Regions from separate parts of the Homo sapiens genome. Here region 1 is linked to region 2. Evidence: chromatin contacts called from ENCODE Hi-C or POLR2A ChIA-PET data. All regions are on one chromosome and are shown on one strand. Each heading gives the region's core, a stretch centred on a gene start or an enhancer-like site at or near the end of the contact. The rest is flanking DNA. Distances are from core to core; before and after follow the strand shown.

The links. Hi-C counts contacts between places; a loop is a spot of excess contacts on that map. ChIA-PET counts read pairs that join two places held with the same protein, here RNA polymerase II (POLR2A). Pooled maps may share reads with other maps.
Region 1: a map of endothelial cell of umbilical vein shows a loop between it and region 2 (7-fold over the local background). The contact joins two enhancer-like sites. A Hi-C loop is called at or near these places in 3 of 168 maps with a recorded cell type or tissue (Calu3, GM12878 and endothelial cell of umbilical vein) and 1 of 50 pooled maps. POLR2A ChIA-PET finds 5 or more read pairs at or near these places in 4 of 52 experiments (A549, AG04450, H1 and 1 more).

What each region holds. Positions count from the first base shown.
Region 1 is chr10:34,516,715-34,522,863 of GRCh38, reverse strand. PARD3 (par-3 family cell polarity regulator) reads left to right here. Exons shown (of 25, transcript NM_001184785.2): 3 at 5,705-5,885. Among named protein-coding and RNA genes, the nearest start is that of PARD3, 300 kb to the left of the region's middle. Within about 2 kb of position 2,628, at least 4 of the 41 ENCODE cell types and tissues checked have a DNase peak (open chromatin) inside an H3K27ac peak, as active enhancers do.
Region 2 is chr10:34,401,577-34,407,443 of GRCh38, reverse strand. PARD3 (par-3 family cell polarity regulator) reads left to right here. Exons shown (of 25, transcript NM_001184785.2): 6 at 5,527-5,618. Among named protein-coding and RNA genes, the nearest start is that of PARD3, 410 kb to the left of the region's middle. Within about 2 kb of position 1,508, at least 3 of the 41 ENCODE cell types and tissues checked have a DNase peak (open chromatin) inside an H3K27ac peak, as active enhancers do.

The DNA.
Region 1 (6,149 bases), core at 1,379-3,878, 110 kb before region 2:
ATTTATTCTGTATTTATTTATATGCTAGTCAGATTCATCTCTCTGAGGCTCGGCTTTGCTTCCTGTTAAGTGAAATAATAAAAACGACTTTGTGTTTCTGTGGGGCCCTCTAGAGGAGGATGTAGAGCGTCTGTGGAAGGTCTTCATTTTGTGCCATATCTATGTTGAACATGCATTTTCTAGCATGCTGTCTTCTTTCCGTGTTCTTTTTCCCATTACTATTCCTGTGTAGATCCAAGACACAGCGATTGAGCTTTGCATCTGTCTTCTTTACTCTTGAAACTATTCTCATATTTACAAAAGTAGAACGTATTTATCATCCATCACAATATAATTTAATAAAAGCTCATAGTAAACATACTTATTGTGTTCTGGAAGTTGTATACCTTATCTCTTTATTTGTCCTACATCTGGCAGAGCAGGCATAAGTGGCTGAAAACAATGCAAATTCATTACCTGGCAATTCTGCTTGGTAGAAGGCTGACATGGGTCAGAATGCCATAAAATCAGTGTGTTAACCGTGCTCCTTTCTCGAGGCTCTAGGGGAGAATCTATATCCTTGCCTTCTAAATGCTGCTCACTTTCCTTGGCTCATGACTCCCTTTGTTTGTCTTCAAGGTGGGCAGTGTAGTATTTCTCTGGCCATCATCACGTTTCTCTCTGGCCGCAGCCAGGCGTGGCTCTCCATTTTTCCAGACTTATGTAATTAGATGGGGCTCTACCTGGATAATGAAGGATAATCTTTCCATTTTAAGGTTCTTAACCTCCATCCTGTCTGCAAAGTCCCTTTTTCATAGAAGGTAACATTCACTGGTTCCAGGAGTTTGGACATGGATAACTTTGGGGAGACCATTATTCTGTCTACCCACAACCACCATCCTCTTTTCCAAATGAGGAGAGTAAGGTCTGGAGGTGTTAGAGAGGCCACTGGATTTACCAACAGCTACCCAAAAAATAAGGTCAGAGCTGGCTTTGAATGTAGCTTTTTCTGATTCTCCATTGCTGTTAGCCACTTTGCTACATGCAGTTGTGGGCTTTCAGGTCTTAATTTTACCTATTAAAGGGACTTCCCTAGATCCAAGGGTTTTATAAGCATTTCTGTGTGATGTTTCTATAAGAGGTTTTCTGTTGGGGGGTTCTGATGTTTCATAGTTAAAGTGACTTGTCCTGAGGTAGGGGAAAGTGGGTGACAATGTTTAGAGTTTATTTCTACTTGGGCTATTGTAGGTGTTATCCAAATTCTGCCTGTCTTTTCTCATGGAGACTTGATAGATGAATGGAACAGAAGAGAGATTAATAATTATTGCAAGGAAAAAAATGAACATTCAAAATGATCTACTTTGTGGACAGCAGTGAAGATTCCATCTGTTAAATTAGAATTTGAGTAACATTTCACAAATTTAAAAGACTTTTCCTTTACTTTTTGAAGGGCATGATGGAGATTTTTAATACGCAGTTTTTTGTGAAGGTTCCCCCCACCTTTTTTTTTTTTTTTTTTTGCTGTGTTACTATATGCATTCTTATAGAGTAGATTTTCTAAAATTATATATCTTTCCCAGTTTAACACAAAATTATTTCATATTGGGACCTGGCACTTAAATTTTGGTTTAAAAGAAAGCTGTGCAATTGTATGTTATTGGCATATTGCAAATCACCAACTGTGGTTCTATAATGTTTTCTAAAAATGCTGGAGATAATTATTGAAACTAATATATATGTATAAGCTCTTCCATCATGTGGCATTTAAAGACTTATTCTTTGTAATTTTCAATCTCCATTTTCAGTTTGCAGAAAGGACTCGATTCTTGAGAGAACACATCATTGTGAAAAGTTAATAACAAAACATGAATTTCATTTGCTTCCAATTAAGCACCAAAATGTCAAAACTTAATATCTTCAAAATGCATATTAAGCCACACACCTTATGAAAAGTATGATGATATTAAAATCAAGTATAGCAATCCAAAATCTTCATGCAGAGCTTGAAATGAGTATTTTAGTTTTTTGAGGCTACAAAGGTACCTTGACTTTTAGTTTTATTGCTCAAACTGAAACTAAAATTGCATGTTACTAGAAAGATGGGCTGGGTTGTCAAACTAGGGACCATGGGCCAAATTTGGCCTGTTTATTTTATAAATAAAGTTTTATTCAAATGTAGTCACAGTCATTTGTTTTTGTATTGTCTATGGGTGCTCTTTCATACTATAATTAGTGAGTAGAGTAGTTATGAAAGAGACGGTATGGGCCACAGCTCCAAAAATATTTACTGTCTTATTCTTTTCGAGAAAGTTTGCCCATTGACCCCTAATCTAGTGGAATGTCTGTGTCTCTAATACAGGCAGACACTTGCAAGTCACTGTCAGATAAACTGATTTTACTATATATGGATGTTTTGGTGTATACGTATGCATACCTTTCCCTTTTTTTTGTAACTATTAAGGACTTCTTTTCTGATTTATGTTGTTCATTATAAGGTTGAGTGGCCCAATTATTCATCCTACTGTGATTTCTTCATACCAATTACCGTGGTATGGTATGAACCCTGGTACTGGTTCTTCCAGATTGTTTAATCAGCTGATTCTATCTATACGTCAGCAGGTTTCTGAGCTTCCTGTCTCTTTGTGACTGTACAATGGTTTTCTTTGTTGTGTCGATGATAAATGGATTGATGATATATAAATGTTCATGGAAATAGCATTTGTTCCAAACGACAAAGCCATTTATAAAATGAGGACTGTAATTATGAGTCCTACTCATATTCTGTACATTCGCGTTTCTGTTTTTGACCTGAGACAAGTGTTGGCCTTGAAAAAGCTTGGATTGGAGGCAGGAGAGGGGTTTATTTTGGTTCCAGTCATGGTTCTTTTCTTGGAAGGCTAAGCTGAGTTGCTAGGTGTGGGATTGAAGGGTGAAGCTCCAAGGTGGCAGCCAGTGTGGATCCTTAGAAGTTTTTTACTCTTTGGGATTTATTTTCTATTTTTATGTTATGTTATGTTATGTTATGTTATGTTATGTTATGTTATGTTATGTTATGTTATGTTATTTATTTTGAGATGGAGTCTCGCTCTGTTTCCCAGGCTGGAGTGCAGTGGCAGGATCTTGGCTCACTGCACCCTCCGCCTTCTGGGTTCAAGCAGTTCTCCTGCCTCAGTCTCCCGAGTAGCTGGGATTACAGAAGCGTGCCACCACACCTGGCTAATTTTTTATGTTTTTGGTAGAGATGGGTTTCATCATGTTGGCCAGGCTGGTCTTGAACTCCTGAACTCAAATGATCCGCCCGCCTAGGCCTCCCAAAGTGCTGGGATTACAGGCGTGAGCCACCGCGCCTGGCCTACGCTTTGGGATTTATAAGAAGTATATTAGCATTTTAAGAACTGTATTAGTTATAAGAAGACATAGAGTACTTTTTTATTTTTATAGCTTTTTAAAAATATTATAACATTTAAAATTTTTAATTTGAAATAATTTTATACTTCAGAAAACTTGGAATAATAGTTACAGAGTATTTCCATATACACTTCATCTATCCCTAATGTTAACATTTTACATAATCATAGAACAATTATCAAAAGAAAGAAACTCACACTGAGTCAGTACTGTCAACTAATCAGATCTCATTAGAATTCTGCCTATTTTTTCACTAATGCCCTTTTTCTATCCTCCCACTCCATGTAGTTCTCATTCTTCCTCAGACTCCTCCAATTTGCACAATTTCCTCGTTCTCCTTGTTCTTTCTTTTACTTTCATGACCCTTGATACTTTTGGAGAGCCTTATTTATGTTTCAGAATATCCCTCAATTTGGGTTTGTCTGATGTTTCCTCACGATTAGATGGACGTTATACATTTTTGGCAAGAATACCACAAAAGTAATGTTATATACTTCCCAGTGCATTTTATCAGATGGTACTTGATATTGCTGCATCTTACTATGAATGACGTTAACCTGGGTACAGCAGTGGCTGCCAAGTTTCTCCACTTCAACAATATTACTGTTTTGCTTTTTAGTCAAAATGACTCTTCTGGGGAGACATTTTGAGCTATGCAAATATCCTGTTATTATCATATTCACACCCATTAATGTTAGTATCCATTAGTAGATTTTACCTGAACGATTTTTATGGTGGAGGTTGCCTAATGATGATTTCTGTTGCCATCATTCCTTCTATTTATTATTTGGAATGCTACAGCAGGGAACAGCTGTTTATTCTCTACCATTTATTTGTTCAATTATTTATATCATTATGGACTCATGGATTTTAGTTTATTCTTTGGATAATGATCCAATGCCAGTATGATTTCTTTAGTTTGTAAGTTGTCTCCGCTTTGTCCATTGGGAGCCCCTTCAGGTTGACACCTGCTTCCATTTGATGTGCCTTCATCATTTTTGAGTACCCCTTTTTGACATCACAAGGCATTCCAGGCTTACCATGTGTTTCCCTGACCACAGCCCTGAAATCAACCATTTTTCAAGGAGCCCTTGTTCATTAACTGGAGAATGGTATTAGAAACCACGATCTGGGTACTAGGCATGCTCAGTGGCACTGGGGATGCCATTGTTTCTAGGATCTCTGTGTGGACAGAGCTGGGAACTCTTTATACTCACACATTCATTAACATTTATTGATATACTTACCCATTTGTCGGTGTATTTACTTAACTATGTACTTATAAAAACTGTGAGTTTGGCCGGGAGCAGTGGCTCACGCCTGTAATCCCAGCACTTTGGGAGGCTGAGGCGGGCAGAACAGTTGAGGTCAGAAGTTTGAGACTGGCCTGGCCAATATGATGAAACCCTGTCTCTACCAAAAATACAAAAATTATCTGGGTGTGGTGGCATACGCCTGTAATCCCCGCTACTTGGGAGGCTGAGGCAGGAGAATCACTTGAACCCAGGAAGTGGAGGTTGCAGTGAGCCGAAATCGTGCCATTGCATTCCAGCCTGGGCGTCTCAGTGAGTCTCCATCTCAAAACAAAACAAAACAAACAAACAAACAAAAACTGAGCTCATACTGATGTCCTGGATTCCATTCTGAGCACCAGTTTATTCTAGCTTTTTCTTCTCTGTAACTTCTGTTTCTGACTGTGAAAACATCTGCTTTTATTATCAAACATATTTGCACTCTTTTGTTCATTCTTGGTGTGTGTGTGTTTGTGTGTGTGTGGGGGGCGTGTAGTAGAGTAAGAATTGCTAAAGAGAAACAAATTTACTAACTGGAATATTTGTATGACAGGTTTGTCTTTAGCATGTATCTTATGCACAAATGAGAAGATACATGTTTAGTTTTTAATATCCCCTTTTTATGTGAATAGTAGTTCATACCATGTGTGTATACACACACACAGATATATATGTATACTCATATATATACACACTTTTGCATTTTTCTTTTCCATTTAAATATCCTATATTTTTAAGAAGATTTATATCTGTCCCTGACTTAGCATGCTGTGATAGCAAACAATTTTATTATTTTTTCACCCATAGACTTTTGAATGTGAAATGTACGACTTAGAATTATACAAGTAAAGCATCAAAATTTAGGGAAACACTGTTTCTTTGAGGTTTTTCTTCGTAAAACTTACCATTCTAGGGTCATTTATATCAGTATTTTTGCACTGTAGAATTATGTCAAAATAGTACAAAATTTTGGTAGTTAATTAAGTGCCTTTATTTATAAGTGCACATTTACCTTTCATTTCTAGCTGGTAGCAGTGTTTGATGAGCAGGATCCACATCACGGAGGTGATGGCACCAGTGCCAGTTCCACGGGTACCCAGAGCCCAGAGATATTTGGTAGTGAGCTTGGCACCAACAATGTCTCAGCCTTTCAGCCTTACCAAGCAACAAGTGAAATTGAGGTCACACCTTCAGTCCTTCGAGCAAGTAAGTGAAAGCTCTTTCTTCTCTTCCATTTCATCTTAATTTACAGGAATACCAACTTTTGTTATTCATCCATGACCCTGTAAATGGAATTAATTATCTGTTTTATTCAAAAATTAAGTTTAGGACCCAGGCAAATGTTCTTTGCAAGAGAAGTAGGCAGTTCTTTACATTGTAATAGATTAGGCTTTCTTTACTTTCGACTAGTAGACTTTCCGTGACTCGCTAACTGTAAATAAGGACAATAGTTCAAGTTAAATTATTTGG
Region 2 (5,867 bases), core at 259-2,758:
AACTTCCTGATGTGAGTCAACACGCCTGCGCTGTCTGCTAGAGACCCCAAGAGAATGGCTCCTGCACAGCTGTGAGGACTGCTGGGTGCACACTCCTCTGGAAAACAAGGCATGATACAGCCTTGCTGGCAAGTGGGGTCTCCTGCCTTACACCCTGCACTGTCAATCCAATGCCAGGCAGTCTGTGGGGGCCTTGACAGTCTGCATGTTAGTTAGACCGGAGAAGCCCCTCCACCCCCTTGGCAGGCATTTCAGAATAAAAATAAAGACATAATGCTAAAAGACTTATCATAAAAATGAACAGCCTCTCTGTGCCACTGTTCCCGTCTTTCTCCCTAAATGTCTGCTCTGATATTTACTTCCATGTTTCTAAATAATATATTTATGTTGCTCTTTCCTGATTACCAGTTACTGACATCTGTTGACTTGCCATATGGAAGATAAGAGTTGTTCCTTTTATACTGCTTCTGGTTTCTTGTTCCCATCCTTTCAATGCTGTTACATCCAAAGTCTAATTTCAGTCAATAGCCAGTGTCACAGCACATGGCAATGTGACAATTGCTCACTGCATAACCAAATGGATACTCTGAATATATTTCCTCTTCTACAGATTTTTTTTCTCCTGGGGCAATTTTTTTTTTTTCATGTTGCTTTGTTTTCTCTGTATATATTTTTGATTTTCCCCTTGCATTCTGTGTCAGGTCTGTCAAGATGCCTTTTATTTTTCAAATATTCAAAAGTATCAGACCTGAGCCCAGGGAGGAGGTGCAAACTTGTAGTTGCAGCTATTTGGGAGGCCTAGGCTGGAGTATTGTTTGAGCCTAGGAGTCTGAGGTCAGAACTGGGCAACATAGCAAGACCCCGTGTCAAAAAAAGAGAAAAACTAAAGGGGAATGAAAGAACTTTTAGAACGATATCAGACCAATTATTAGTTTCTTTTTTTCTCATGGAGATGTACTTACTAGACCTCTCCATCCTCCTGCTCTTATCTGAACTGGTTTCTGCTTCCTTAAACTGCCATTTCTCCCGTGTTCTAGGACTTCCCTTGGGTTCTGACTGATTTCTTACTGTGTTTTCTGGATTTTGCTGGAGCACTTCCAAAAAGAGCTTTATATAAGAAAGTGTTCATGTGAAGGAGATAAAGATCTCTTTGCAAGTCTCAAAATTTCTTTTATCTTTCATGCTTGATCTTTTTGAGCATGTAGTTTTACACTGAATTGTTTTTTCAGTGTAGAAGATATGACTTTTAGTAGAATTTAATATCGCTATTCAGAAGGCATTGTTATCATAGATCATTTGTTAATAATATTCCTAGTTTTAGTCTGCTAGCAATCATCCACATCATTTGTCAATCCTTTGATTAAACTCTGCAGTTTGGAGATAACTCCTCATTGTTCTCTTGGCATTTTGTACAGATGACTCATCTAAGAGGAGGAGGTTGTATATGTATATATACACACACAGAACAGAAGTCTTCATTGTGGACAATCTTTTCAAGGATGTTTGTAGAGCAAGATAGGTATAAGATCTCCTCTGACAGCAGCAAGCAAAGATACTCCCTGTCTGTCTAAAAGATTCAGGTTCCCTAAGCCTAGGGTTCTTCTGTGTGTGCCAGTGTCCCTGGATCCTCTTCACATCACCTTGTGAGAATCTTAGCTGAGGAACCACTACATAAAAGGAAGATACTCTGGCTAGCGGTGTGGCTATGAGTTGTGAATAGTTCTTTGTCTGTGACCCAGGAATCTTCTGCCTTCTGCCAGCATTGATGAAGGTGTAGCTTTCAGGTATTGTAAAAATCCTAGACCCCTCCTACTTTTTTTACATCTACTTTCTCTCTGAAAATGTCTTCAACCACCACCCCACAAAGTTTTCTTCTTCTTGCCATGTACTTGATTGTATATAGCATTTATTTATCTTTTTTTTGGTTTCTTTACTCATCCTAAAGACATTCTACATTGAAAATATTTTGTATATAGCAAAGCACAGTAAATATCAGGTGTCAGCAAGTTTCTAAATTATAAATAATATGTTTTTTATTTGATCGAGTGGGTAATATGTTTCATATTAAATTGTTTTGCAAGGCACAGTGTATGAATAGATGAATACATGTATATACTCTTAAAATGTCGTATATTTGTACATAATTGCCCTAAAAGATTTATCGAGGTTTGTTTTCTGTATTATGTGTTATCTATTTCTGTCTTCAATAATGTTTATAAAATAACCATTTGTTGGGTAAGTACTATGTGTCAGGCACCATGTAATGCTTGTGATATGGAGGATTTTCGTACTGATTCTTTCAGTACTAAGAGGAAGAGTTTTTAAAGTGTGTGTGTGTGTGTGTGTGTGTGTGTGTGTGTGTGTTTGTGTTTGTGATGGGGTCTCACTCTGTCACCCAGGCTGGAGTGCAGTGGCATGCATGGTCATAGCTTACTGCAGCCTTGAACTCCTGGGCTCAAGCTTCTTGCTTCAGCCTTCCCAGTAGTTGGGACTACAGGCACGCACTATCTCACCTGGTTTTTTGTAGAGACTGAGTCTTGCTACGTTGCCCAGGCTGGTCTTGAACTCCTGGTGTTAAGCCATTCTCTGCCTCAGCCTTCTAAAGTGCTGTGGTTACAGGTGTGAGCCACTAAGCCCAGCCAAGGAAGATGTTTTTATTGTTCACGTTTTATAGAAGAAGGGATAGAAACATGGAAAGGTACATAACTTGCATAAGGTTATAAAATTGGCAAATGATAGAATTGCTATTCACGCCCAGGTCTGTTTAAATCTTGAACCCAAGCTCTTAATGTCTGTACTCTGCTATGAAATGGAGAGTAGGGAAAGGAAAAAGAAAAAAAAAACAAATGGCTGTATTGTCTCATATCTGAAAGTTCTTTGGCACAGTTTAGTTTAAATTGATACTATATAGTTCTATTTTTTTCTTACTTTAAGAAAAAAATAGAGGCGGGATCTCACCATGTTGCCCACACTGGTCTTGAAATCCTGGGTTCAAGTGGTCCTCCCACCTCAGCCTCTGAAAATGCTGGGATTACAGGCGTAAGCCACCTCACCCGGCCAGTACTGTATAGTTCTTAAATATTGATTTGACATACATAATAACAGCTTTGTTTACTGTAGTTATAATGGAATTCAGTGTATAGTTCTTGCTAAAAGTAACTACATTCAGTCACAGCTTGAAAGAAAAAGTACCAGACAACAGAATAAAACCATACAGGAGCTGATAATTTACACATCCAAATATTGGGAAAATCTAAGTTGAGGTTCCACAGCAACTGCAGCTCAGCCTCAGGGCAGTGAATGTTGCCATCCAAACTGGACACTGTATGTAGCTTCATGAAATAATATTCTCCATGCTCTTTGGTGCCTGATAATGGCCACTGTGGGAACAATGTGTGAATTATCAGTGACTGTTTTATCACTGTAGTTTGGGGCATTTCATTTATGTGGCTGTTTCACAGTGCAACATAGGTGTTTCAAGTGGTGATACATCTTGGTGGCATTTCAGTAGTCCTTAAATTATTAATGAATCCTGAAAAAAAGATCTGTAATGTGTAAGATTATTTTTGTGTCCTACATCTGGTTTATAAACAAATCACATTTGCTCTCCTTCCTGCACCCACTCCCATTGGAAAAGCATGATTTTGGGAGTTCGTGTTTACATTCCAAGTGCAGTTCTCAGGCACGTTCAAGATGTTGGTTAACCTTTGAAATGTATTATGTGCTGGTGCTTAAAGGAGATAGATGACTAAGAAGTACATATTAGAGCCTCTCAAGACACAGCATCATCAATCAAATAGCCTGGCTTCATGCAGAGCTCCACCATCCACAAAGCACAGAGCACAGCTACGACTCACAGAAAAGTTTGGTGCCCTTAGTTTCTACTTCTCATAGATTCGCAAAGGAAATGTCAGTTGGGCCTTACTGCCTGCTTTGCCGTCTCTTACTATCTCTTCAATGATTTAATATATTGTTTGACATTGTATCTTGAACCTATAACTCTTGCTTATCTGTTGTTCCTATTGATGGCATACACGTTTCTACTGTGAGTCTCTGGAATAACATGATTGAAAATATAAAATTTTTCTCCAGTGTTGGACTTCCTGTCCTAATATAGATGGCTTGGTAAATTCCCAATGTGTGCACCTATGAATTATGTTGAAAAAAGTTCACAATAAAATCACCATTGTCAAATTTATGTAATAGAAAAGATCAACCTAACAAATTATATGTATACATAAATTATACATATAAACCTCTAAGAAACAGATTAAATACATTTTACTTAGTTGCATTTGGGGAACATATTACCACAGAGATTCCTAGGCATGATTTTACTTTAATTAGCAAAACATTTACAGAGCTTCTAGTAGGTGCCAAAGACTATGCCTCCATCATTGTGTTTGGAGAATCTGAGGATCTCTTAACTGTTCTAATCTGGCTAATAAGTCCATTGATCTCAGTCAGGTATCTTTATCGTTATTCAAATGATTTTGAAAAGCCAACTTTTAACTATTAATAATAGTGAACTCTTTAATGAAAAGACAGTGGCCGAGATTATAAATGAAGGTAGATTCTTGGGTGGCTTTTCATTTATTTTTGTGAACTACCACGTTTATTCCACATGCACCTTTTTGAATACTGATTATCCCATTTGAACACCTATCTAATCATTGGTTTGTAAGCTGAGAATAGTATAACTTCACTAAACTGACATGTGTAAACACCAGCAAACTTATTGAATTTCTGCAACACATTGGAGCAATTTGTACAAAATATTGCCTTTGTCAAAGGAAGCATAGGAGGATGGGGGCTGAGTACTTTGTTACTTTAGCTTGTCCTTTTGTTTGGTCCTTCATGCACAGAAGTAAACAAAAGTGGTCCATTATGGCTAAGACCTTAATACCTTTACAGATACCTCTAAATAATCAGTCGATTGGCTTAGGGTAACTTTATGTGAAATTTTACGGGATGAAGCCTGTAAAATCTGGAACTATACCACTGCCTGTTCCTTTTGACAAGCTGTGTTAGCAGGAATCAAGAACTGAGAAACATGACTTTGAAGCTTTTGGTAATGGTTATGGTTTATAATCGTTGTAACTGTTTTGAGTAGGAAGCTGTTTTCAGACATGCATTTCCAATGTCATGTATATTTGTTTATCAATACATTGTAACAATGGAGTAATATGTAATTACTTCCTAAAATATACATGAAAAGAAATGAAAAATGACCAGATAAGAAAATTAGCATAAAGATAAGTTTTTTCTTTGTTTTTTTGTTTTCTTTCCTTATCACAGTAGTATATCTTATTCACCTTCTGGGATACACTATCTCATGAGACTCTTGTTTTCAATTTTAGCTTTTTACAACACACACTGATCCTGTCATTAAAGGTCATCCTTCTTAGAGGAAACAGTTACCAAGATCATAATGCCTATTAGACTTCCATTTTATCCAGTTTCCTTTCACATTGTAGCAAGAAACCTAACACAGAGTGTACTTTTCTTTGTGTTGGCTGCCTCTAGGATGAGGATGGGACAGAAGAGGATAACAGTCGTGTTGAACCTGTTGGACATGCTGACACGGGTTTGGAGCATATACCCAACTTTTCTCTGGAGTAAGTTACTGATGGTTTCAACTAAGTTTGCAGTATACATGTAGCATCATTAATTGCAGCAAGTATTCTGAAAGCATATGGCATGAGGAATGTTTGTGCTTAGTTAAAAACATGCCGTGCATTGATTTGTTTTTCTAAAGAACATCTTTCATCTCTTGAGTTAATTATGTAATGTAAGCAGTATAGCATGGAAGTTCATGTGTACCAGTCCTGAGTTTCATGCCCTGGCAAATACTATTGAATTATAAT